Regions from separate parts of the Homo sapiens genome. Here region 1 is linked to region 2. Evidence: chromatin loops called from intact Hi-C (ENCODE). Cell type or tissue: B cell. All regions are shown on one strand.

Region 1 (5,000 bases), 77 kb before region 2:
TGGCTCACACCTGTAATCTCAGTGCTTTGGGAGGCCAAGGTAGGAGGATCATCTGAGACCAGGAGTTTGAGACCAGCCTGGGCAACACAGAGAGACCCTGTCTCTACAATAAATAAATAAATACATACATACATACATACATACAAAAATTAGCCAAGCATGGTGGCATGTGTCTATGATCCCAGCTACTTGGGAGGCTGAGACCTGAAGCCAGGAGATGAAGGTGTCACAGTGAGCTATGACTGCGCTACTGCACTCCAGCATGGGCGACAGTGAGACCCTGTCTTAAAAAAAAAAAAAAAGAAAAGAAAAGAAAGAAAAAGTTTCCCATTGCCAATTTGTAGTCCTTCCTGGACCCCAGCATCCCCAGGCAACCACAGAGCTGCTTTCTGTCATTACCGACTCGCACGCATCTTCCGGGACTTCACACCGACACAATCCCCCATGCCTTGCTGGTGGCTGCCGGCTCCTCTCCCAGTCATGGTGCTGTGGTGCTGTGTGCACGGTTGTTCCGGCTCCTCTCCTGGTCATGGTGCTGTGGTGCTGTGTGCACGGTCGTTCCTGTTGGTGAGTCGCCTTCCATGGGACGGATGTGCCACAACCTGTTGCTCCCTTTGCCTGCGGGACGGAGCAACACTGTGCTGTCTCCAGTTTCCGCCTTTTACAAATAAAGCTGCTGTGAACACTCATGTGCAAGGCTCTGTGTGGAGGTGAGTTTCATTGTTTTCTTTTTCTTTCTTTTCTTTTCTTTTCTTTTCTTTCTTTTTTTTTTTTGAGACATGGTCTCGCTCTGTCGCCCAGGCTGGAGTACAGTGGCGTAATTTTGGCTCACTGCGGCCTCAACCTCCCTGGCTCAAGCGATCCTCTCACCTCGGCCTCCTGAGTAGCTGGGACTACAGGTGTGCACCACCATGCCTGGCTAATTCTTTTTTTTTTTTTTTTTAATTGAGACGGAGTTTCGCCCTTGCTGCCCAGGCTGGAGTGCAGTGGCATGATCTCGGTTCACTGCAACCTCCGCCTCCCAGATTCAAGCGATTCTCCTGTCTCTGCCTCCCAAGTAGCTGGGATTACAGGCATGCACCACCATGCCTGGCTAATTTTTGTATTTTTTGTAGAGATGGGGTTTCACCGTGTTGGCCAGGCTGGTCTTGAACTCCTGACCTCAGGTGATTCACCTGCCTTGGCTTCCCAAAGTGCTGAGGTTACAGCCGTGAGCCACCACACCCGGCATATATATATACATATATGTTTTTTTTTTTTAGACTCTCGCTCTGTCGCCCAGGTTGGAGTGCGGTGGCATGATCTCTGTTCACTGCAAGCTCCACCTCCCGGGTTCAGGCCATTCTCCTGCCTCAGCCTCCAGAGTAGCTGGGACTACAGGCACCCACCACCATGCCCAGCTAATTTTTTGTATTTTTAGTAGAGACGGGGTTTCACCGTGTTAGCCAGGATGGTCTCGATTTCCTGACCTCGTGATCCGCCCGTCTCGGCTTCCCAAAGTGCTGGGATTACAGGCATGAGCCACCGCGCCCGTCCAGTCTTTAAATATTTTGTAAAGACAGGGTCTCACTATGTTGCCTAGACTGGTCTTGGACCCCTGGGTTCAAGAGATCCGCCCGCCTCAGCCTCCCAAAGTGCTGGGATTACAGGCATGAGCCACTGCGCCGGTGGAGATTTCATTTCTTGGAGATAAAAGCCTCGGAGTGCCATGGTCAGATCCGTGGTAAGAGTATGTTCAACTTTTTTAAAAGTGCCAAATGTTTTCCAAAAGTAGTCGAACCACTTCTCATTCCTATCAGCGGTGGATGAGGGTCCCACTGGAGTGTGGGATTTGAACTCAGGCCCAGCCCACTCCAGAACCTGTGTCTGTCCCTGCCAAGCTTCAGGGATCCTCTCTGAAGGCCTTGGAGAAGGAACCAGCAGACAGCCGGCGGGGGCGGTGCTGGGATGCGGGCTCCGGCCTCTTTGCATCAGCCGAGGGTCCCTCCCTTGTAGCTGGGTCTGGCTTCCTCCTTGAACAGAGTGCTGCCTTCCCAGGGGCTCCTGGAGGGCAGGGGTGGGCACTCCGTGGGCACCAGGCCCACGAGGGGCTCCAGACCCTCCGCGGACCCTTGTCCCTGGCTGGGTTGAAGATGCCCGGAGTCTCCCAGGCCATGCCAAAGGCTTGTGGGGGTGGGGAAGGGTGCGAGGGTTTCACCAGGCACGCGCCAGGGAAAGGGCTTGTCCCTTGAGCTCCGACAGACAAGGAGGAGGAAGGAAGCCACCAGAACCCAGGCAGCGGCCGGGGGGAGAGCCAGAGAGTTTAGCAGCCAAAGCGGGGAGGGGCGACCCTCTCCTTCCAGACCCCAGGGAGGTGGGCAGAAAGCGGGAGGGGCGCGAGAAGGGAGCAGGGATTCTTCATTAAAACTGAACCCCCGGAGCCGGGCCCGCGGCGGCCGAGCAGCCGGGCTGCAGGCGGCCTCCCTCTCGCGGCGCACAGAGGCCCGCGCCGGCTCCAGCCGCCCGCGGCCGACCTCGCGCGTCCTCAAAGCCAGCCTGTCCCACTTCCCCCGCCGGTTGCTACAGCAACTGAGCTCTGAGTAATCAGCTGCACGGTGACCTTTCTTCCCCCGGAGAGCGGGAGGGAGGGAGCGGGAGGGCGGAGGGAGGAAGGGAGGGGAGGAGAGAGGGGGGAGGAGGAGGGAGGAGGAGAATGGAGGGGAAAGATGGAGAGGAGGAGGGAGGGAGGCTGGAGGGGGGAGATGCAGGCGGGGGAGGAGGGAGGAGGAGCAGGGGGAGGCTGAGCTGCTGGTCAAAGCTGTAAATCCCTGCAGCTGGGGTCTGAGGGCTTTGCGGGGAGGAGCTGGCAGTCAGAAGGCGGGAGAGAGGAGGGGGCGGCCGGCAGCACCGTGGTAGGGGGAGGGAGGGGTAGCCAGGGAACTGACCCGGACAGATTCCCTCCCAGGCACCCCTGGCGCCCACCCCTAGCCCCTCCCGGGATGCTCCCCCGAGTCCTCCCTCGTGGAGAGGTGAGGGGACTGTGAGAGAACGGCAGGTCCCCAGTGCTCTCTGGCTCACAGGACAGCCCTCCCGCCTCCGCAGCCGCCTTGATTCCACCATTCCCCAGATGGAAAAACTGAGGCTGGGAGGCTTGTTTACAGTGTCAGGGCCCCGAGCTTGGCCCCTGGGACAGCCCCTCACCCCACAACCGCCACTAGCTGGCAACCAGGTGGAGGAAAGTTCTGGTCCACGCCCAGCCTTCCCACCTCCCTGATCTCTGGCCTCAGTTTCCCTGGTTGTAAAGCAAGGATCCCCACGGCATGGTGTACGCTGCAGTGGCGGGGGAGTTAGGGGGCTCCATGGAGCTTCTCACACCCCAGTGTTGATTTAAGATTCTCTAAGCGCAGCAGAAGCGCGGTGAGGCGAATGTGAGAGGGCCGGGACTGGAGATGCTGGGGATGGGGTGGGCATACTTAGGAGAAGGGGCCCCACAGGTCCCGGAGCGGCCAGGTAGCTGGGGCACCACCCAGGCCCCCTCAGGCGCGGAAACCTTCCTGCTACCTGGTATCCTGCCTACCCCCCCCAGCTCGGCCGCCCTGGGGCCTCTCCGGCTCCAGCTCTTGGCTGGGCCTCGGTGCCAGCACAAGCCCTATCACCCGCCGGCCCTGGGGACCCGCCAGCCGCCTGTTTACGAGGCCAGCCAGCCCCCCGTCACAGCCGTGCCCACGGGGTGGGGGAGGGACGACAGATGGCGGAGGTGCCATTTTAACCAGAGTCTGCAGCCGTTGGGGAAGGAGAGGAAGTAGCCCAGGGCTGGAGGGAGCTGGGACCTTCTGTTGTTGCTGCCCCTGGGGCACCTCCATCCTACCCCCTCTGCACGGGCACCTCTCCCGAGCTCAGGTCTGAGTGGCACAGATCCAACAACCTCGTCACTGGGGCTGCCTAATCTTCCATGGACTCTGTGGGTGCCCCTTGGATCAGCGAAGCATCCGGGGTCCCCCGGGGGCAGGGGCTATAGGGGCAATCTCTTAAGGCTCCACTGTGAGGAGGGCCCCATGACTTCTCCAGCCCACAGCAAGGATCCCCCACCCCCACTACTGACTATGAAATGCAGGCTGCAGGGAGTCACAGCAGGAGGGACCGTGGGCAGACAGGGCTGCAAAGTTCGGCCTGCCTCGAGGCTCCAGCAGGGGAGCTCAGGACGGGTTGGGAGCAAAGTCTGGGAGAGGGAGAGGGGCTCCCCCCAGGCGTTCTGTGCTTTCATCCCAGCTCAGCACCCATGTCAGCCCCAGAACCTCCCCCAGGCTTCCACATTCAAAGCTCCAGCTGCAGAGGGTGCTGACCTCGCCCCTGTGGGGGTAGGGGGCGAAAGGGGGCTTAGGGGCAAGCCAGATGGTGATATGGAGACAAACTGCATAGCTCCTCGGTAACTCTCAGGCCCGTGTTTCACAGGTGAGGACACCAAGACCAGGGGCGTGAAGCCACTGGTCCAGGGTCACCCAGCTGTTGATGGGTGCGCCAGCCCCTGATGGTCCAGGATGAGGAGCACGTGACGCTCTCAGGCCACAGAACGACCGCACTGGAGGCAGCAGCCGTGGCTGTGAGCCTGCCTGTTCCCCAGGGTTCTTGACTCTCTGGAAGCTTCCCTTTGTGGGAAACCTTTGTGCACCCAGGCTTTTGGACAAGTGACACTTGTTTGTACAAGCAGGAGTGGTTTGGATCAAGGGATCGAGGTGATAGCAAGAGCCACTCTGCCTCCCTGAGCACCCGCAAAGCCCTGCTCTGGGCCTCACATGTGGTTTTTGTTTTGTTTTGTTTTGAAACAGGGTCGGGCTCTGTCACCCAGGCTGGAGTGCAGTGGCATGATCACGGCTCACTGCAGCCTCAACCTCGCAGGTTTACACAACCCTCCCACCTCAGCCTCCCGAGTAGCTGGGACTTTTGTTTTGTTTTGTTTTGTTTTTAATTTTTTGTAGAGATAGGGTCTTCCTATGTTGCCCAGGCTGGTCTCAAACTCTTGG
Region 2 (5,000 bases):
AGCTGTTACATCCTAAGTGCCTGCTGGGTGCCTGGCACTGTGCCGAGGGCTCTATTGAAGTGGCAATAATGACAAAGCCTCCAATAACAATAATATAAACAAATCCTGGAGTGCATTTGGGGGCTGGGCCTATCCCTCCTAATAAATCCGGAGGCTCGTGTGCCTTTGTTCCACAGGTCCTGCTTTCCTGAGGCCACACAGCCTGGTGCTCCAGCCTAGCCCCATCTGCCTTTGACTTTCATGCACACGGCCCTACGGTCACTTCAGCCTCTTCAACCCCATCGCTTAACACTTCTGAGCTCCAAGTTTCATAAAGGTGAAAGGGGACTTTGCTTTTGCATATGTAAAGGAGGAGACACCAACTCAGGTTAGGCCTTGCCTCTTCCAGGAAGTCTTCTCTGACCCTCCCCAGAGTGGATGAGCGCACCTCTGAGAAACAGATTTCCTCACTTATCCTCAGGAGCAAATGAATCCATCTTGTGCCTGATGGTGCAGTGTTGAGGACAGACTCTCTGGGACCCCAGCAGTCACTGCACCACCCTGAATGGGCCCAGCTGATACTGTTAGGAAGGCAAAGGGACGGGAACTGCAGAGAAGCCAAGACAGAGCCCCAACAGCATCATGAGCCTCTGGATCAAACCATGCCTGAAACCCACTATCACCTCTGCATCATTTCCTTACATGAGCCCATTATTTCCTATCTTGGTTGGATTTTCTGTCTGTTGTAACACAGAGTTTAAACTGATACAGGAATTCACCAAACTGTGAAATGTGGCGATTTCAGGAGGGCATATAATGAGGGAACTTTCATTCTCCAATGCACATGTTTTATATCGTCTGTGGTTTTACAGTACGCATATAGCAAAATCAATGTCAGTGCTTCTGTCTTGAGAAAACCAGTGGACCATGAGCCTGCGGCTTGAAGAATCGGGTGGGTGATGGCGTCAGTAACTGAGGAGCAGTGAACTTGGGGGAAAGATGGCAGCTTTGATACAGGGGCATGGGAGATCTGGATGGAGCCACTACATTGGGTCCTTTCGGGGGCTGGTGCCCAGGAGGGAGTATGTGGGGTGAGGGAGAGTCAATGTCGGTGCCGGGTGGCAGGGTTGAGGAAGGTCGCACCATGGTCCCTGGCCAAGGCCTTACTCATTGGAGAAGTACACATTGCTTCTTTTCCCAGGACACTCCCTTTTGGGGCTGTCACCGTGCCTCAAGTACCCTCCTTGTTGGAACTGATGTCCAAGGCTACATGTGAGTGGTAGAGCCCATCAAGCTGCAAATTTCTTGGAAGTGGCCTTCCAGCCACCTCCCATTAGCACAGGAGGCAGGGACCTCTCTGATGGGGTTGACAAGCTGATTCCTCAAGCCTGAATCCATGCTGCAAGGACGGGTGTAAATGACAGTGGCGACATGCTTCTGTCTGAGGCTTTTCACTGCTTGGAATGACATCCCACCGCGCTCTGCTTCATCCTCTGAGGGCCCTGAGATGCAGGCCAGGCAGCCTTCTGCCTCAGTTTCACAGAGAAAAAAGTTCAGGCACAGAGAGGCCTAGCAACTTGCACATAATCACACAGCCAGACAGAACTGGCCAGAATTTGAACCCAGCTCTCCAGCCTTCAGACCTGGCCCTCTTTCTATTTCCACCGGATGGTCCTCACAGCAGGGATTGGGGCAGGGAATCGTACCAAGTGAAAGTCAGCCATTGAGGACTGCGGGTGGGTGGAAGGTGAAGAGGCTCCCTGGAGAGAGTGGAGGGACCCCAGGCGAGGGAAGCGTCTGTATAATCCCCACAACTGCCCTGGCCCAACGCATGTCCTTTGCTCTGCCCTAAGTGCCTGGTCCTGTGCTCTGTATTGGTCATCACCTTGAACCCTCAAACATCTTATTCTGAGCCCATCTTACAGCCAAGAAAATGGATGCTCAGAGAGGTTAAGGAATTTGCCTAAGGTCAATTAGTGAGGAATAGAGGTCTCTGGCCTGTTGGAGCCCAGAGCTCGTGCAAAGGCCCTGAGGTAGGGCCCAGGAACAGGGTGTGTAAAAGAACTGTAAGGAGTGGGTGGGGAGGAGGGGAGAAGCTGCGGAGGTCCCTCTCGGTCCCATCCAAACCTCACTTGCTCAAGCAAAAGTTTCAGGGTGTCGCTTCCTGTTCAGTGGAGCAAGGCCCCGTCCATACTGGCCTCGGTTTCCTTGGGATGGGGGAAAGGGGTGGCAGAAAGCGCCCCCTACCCTACCCTACCCCCAGTCCAAGTCAGAAGAAGTAGCTGCAGCTTCCGGGAAGGTTGTCTGGAGACCCAGAAAGAGAGAGAAGTGGGTGGGGACGAGGGGCACCGGTAATGAACGCGGTCTTCTGCCCGCAGCGACGCAGACTGGGCTGTAATCCGGGCCTCCTGGGCCAGCAGGGCCTGGCGGGCCTTCCCCAGCGCAGGTTCCCATGTTCATTTAGGCCCCGCGACGCCCGGCGGGACGCCCTTCCCTTTAGGGACAGGGGCGCGGGGCGGGGTCGCCGGTCGCGCGCGGGCACACGGGCACGCACACACGCGCGCGCACAGACGCTCCCGGAGCCGTCAGAGGAGGCGAAAGGAACCAAGAAGTGAAAGTGAGCAACCTCTAGTGAAAGAAATAGACATGCACAGACAGCTCGGAAACTGACGCGGTGCCAGCGAGCCGGCCTTCCCGGGCGCGCCCGGGTGCGCAGGCAGCGCGTTCCCCAAGCTGGGCGCGCGCTCGGCGGCCACCGAGGAGGGCCTGCCACTCGCTCGCGTCCCCCCAGTTCCTTTTCCTGCTTCTTGCTGCCTCCGCCTCTCAAGCAGCCGGGAGGTCCCCGCGCGAGGCCCCCAGCGGGCGCCCCAGGATCCATCGGGTCCCCCACGATCCTTCACGCCCTGGACCCCGGCAAAGCGCGGCTGGGCCCAGCCTTGAACCCTGGCGGCCGAGGGTCAGAGAGCTCTGGCGTTTGAGTCCTTTCGCCCACCAGGCCCGGGCTACCTGCAGAGTGGAGGCCTTTGCCCTCCCCCGCCTCCCCCGCCACCCGTCTGCACGGACTGTCCCTGCGCTGCGGCTCCCGGGAGCGCCCAGGCCCTGCAGTGGTCACTGCACAGATGACTTTGGCAATAGCCATCTCTTGGAGAAGGAACTTCCAAGTGACAGTCCTGAGAGGCCAACGGCCAGTCGGCTGATGTGAGCAGCGCCTGGCAGCCTCAGAAGGGCTCACCCTGCCCGCCTCCCTGCCCCCACCCTCCCTGCACTAAACCAGCTTTTCCAGCTCTGCAGCCTGGTCAGGTTTCTGGCAGGTGTGGGTTGTTTTCTGCCCCTGGAGCTTGGGTGGGAAAAGAGAGAGGTCTGAGAAGCTGGGTGCCCACCTAGTGCTCTGCCATGCCTGCATCCCCACTCCAGAGGCCCCCCAGGGACTCTCAGTGTGGAAACAGACCCCAACTTAACAGAAAAGGCTGGGATGCCTGTTGGCTGATGAAGTCAGGCCTTTTGGACAGATATCAAGCAGAAGCCATGACTAGTGATAAGGCTCCCCTTCCCTCTGGGTTTCGAGAGCCACAGTTTCGAGAGCTTGGTGGGCAGTAAACAGCCCCAAAGCTTCTCAACAGACACAGAAGGGTGTGGCTTCTTCCCATTGGGAAGCTATTGGTGGGAGGGTTGCCAGACCCTTCCCAGATCTTGTTTCAGCTGGGTGAGCCTGGGGACACTTGGCCACACAGGGTGTCCCCAACTAAGCTAGGATGCAAAAAGAAAATGCCTTGTCCCAGTCATAGCCCAGTGGGAGACAGAGGGGTAAACAATCAAAATGGGGTGTGAGGACAGCTCTGAAGGAGGCCTGAGCCAGGGGGTGTCCCCTGGAGGCACCAGGAGAAGCAGGGAGGGTGCTCTCAGCAAAGGCAGCCACATGGGAGTCTGGGGGGTGCCCAGGAAGCTGCAGACCCCAGAGGCCCCACAGAGCTCTGCAGACTGCCCAGTTGCAGAAAGCCTAGACCCACCATCAAAATCAAAATAGGGGCCGGGCGCCATGGCTCACGCCTGCAACCCCAGCACTTGGGAGGCCAAAGCAGGTGGATCTCTTGAGGTCAGGAGTTTGAAACCAACCTAACCAACATGGTGAAACCCTGTCTCTACTGAAAATACAAAAATTAGCTGGGTGTGGTGGCACACACCTGTAATCTCAGCTATTTAGGAAGCTGAGGCAGGAGAATTCCTTGAACCCAGGAGGCAGAGGCTGCAGTGAGCCGAGATCGCACCACCGCATTCCAGCCTGGGCAACAGAGAAAGACTCCATCTCAAAAAAAAAAAAAAAAAAAAAGACAAAAAAAAAAACCAAAGTGGGGAGCCCTCGGGGACTTGTGCCTCCTTTAATGCTAAAGATGGACAGACTAGGGGTCTGAGAGGTGGTGCCACCTGCCCAAGGTCACCCCACTGGCTAGTTTGGGCTGGGCCCTGGCACACAGTAGGTGCTTACTAATGGGCTGTGAGGACTGGAATCCGGGGAGCCAGAGAGAGGGCCACCGCCCTTCCGCCCCTACCATCCCACAGATCTTTACTGAGAGCCTTCCACTGCGCTGGGAGCTCAGCCACATGCGGAAGACACGAAGAGCCAGGTAAACAGATGGGAGCGCATGGGGAGTAAGGCCCTCCCGGAGGAGGGAGCCCGGGGACAGAGTACCCCAGGCCTATGCAAAGGCCCTGAGGGACAGAACGTGCTGTGTGGCTGAGCAGAGGAGCAGAGGCCAGGAGGGGCATGCAGGCTGCAGAGGGGAATTTGGGTTTGATTTCAAGTGCATGCCTCACACAGGACTGGCGTGGAGAGGGCAGGGGGAGCTGCCATGGGGAACCCAGGCCTGGCTGCAGCAGGCTGGAGAAGCGGCTCTAGGAGGAGCCTTTGCTCTTCAAGCGCCTGCACCTTTCTCGTTTCCCACCTCCACCCATTATCCAGAAACACAATGGCCCAGAGAAGGGGTTGATCTTCTGGCTCCCCCAGGGGCTTTCCCAGCCCCTCC

The links. Hi-C counts contacts between places; a loop is a spot of excess contacts. Peaks named below come from ENCODE experiments on the same cell type or tissue, not always from the same donor. Only the 100,000 strongest peaks of a DNase experiment are listed, where the experiment ranks them.
Region 1: it touches region 2 in a loop (12-fold over the local background); 7 of 110 quality-filtered maps call a loop at or near these places.

What each region holds. Positions count from the first base shown.
Region 1 is chr9:129,458,075-129,463,074 of GRCh38, reverse strand. No RefSeq gene overlaps it. Among named protein-coding and RNA genes, the nearest start is that of LINC00963, 28 kb to the left of the region's middle. RefSeq lists a silencer at 2,237-2,526 and enhancers at 2,166-2,789, 2,921-3,441, 3,442-3,963, 4,340-4,389. In B cell, no CTCF peak of the experiment used is centred here; DNase peaks (open chromatin) are centred at 2,544, 3,684 and 4,624; H3K4me3 peaks cover 1,991 bases; H3K27ac peaks cover 1,473 bases; H3K27me3 peaks cover 720 bases.
Region 2 is chr9:129,381,368-129,386,367 of GRCh38, reverse strand. No RefSeq gene overlaps it. Among named protein-coding and RNA genes, the nearest start is that of LINC01503, 47 kb to the right of the region's middle. RefSeq lists silencers at 2,422-2,541, 2,692-2,911. In B cell, no CTCF peak of the experiment used is centred here; DNase peaks (open chromatin) are centred at 897 and 2,577; H3K4me3 peaks cover 1,606 bases; H3K27ac peaks cover 2,908 bases.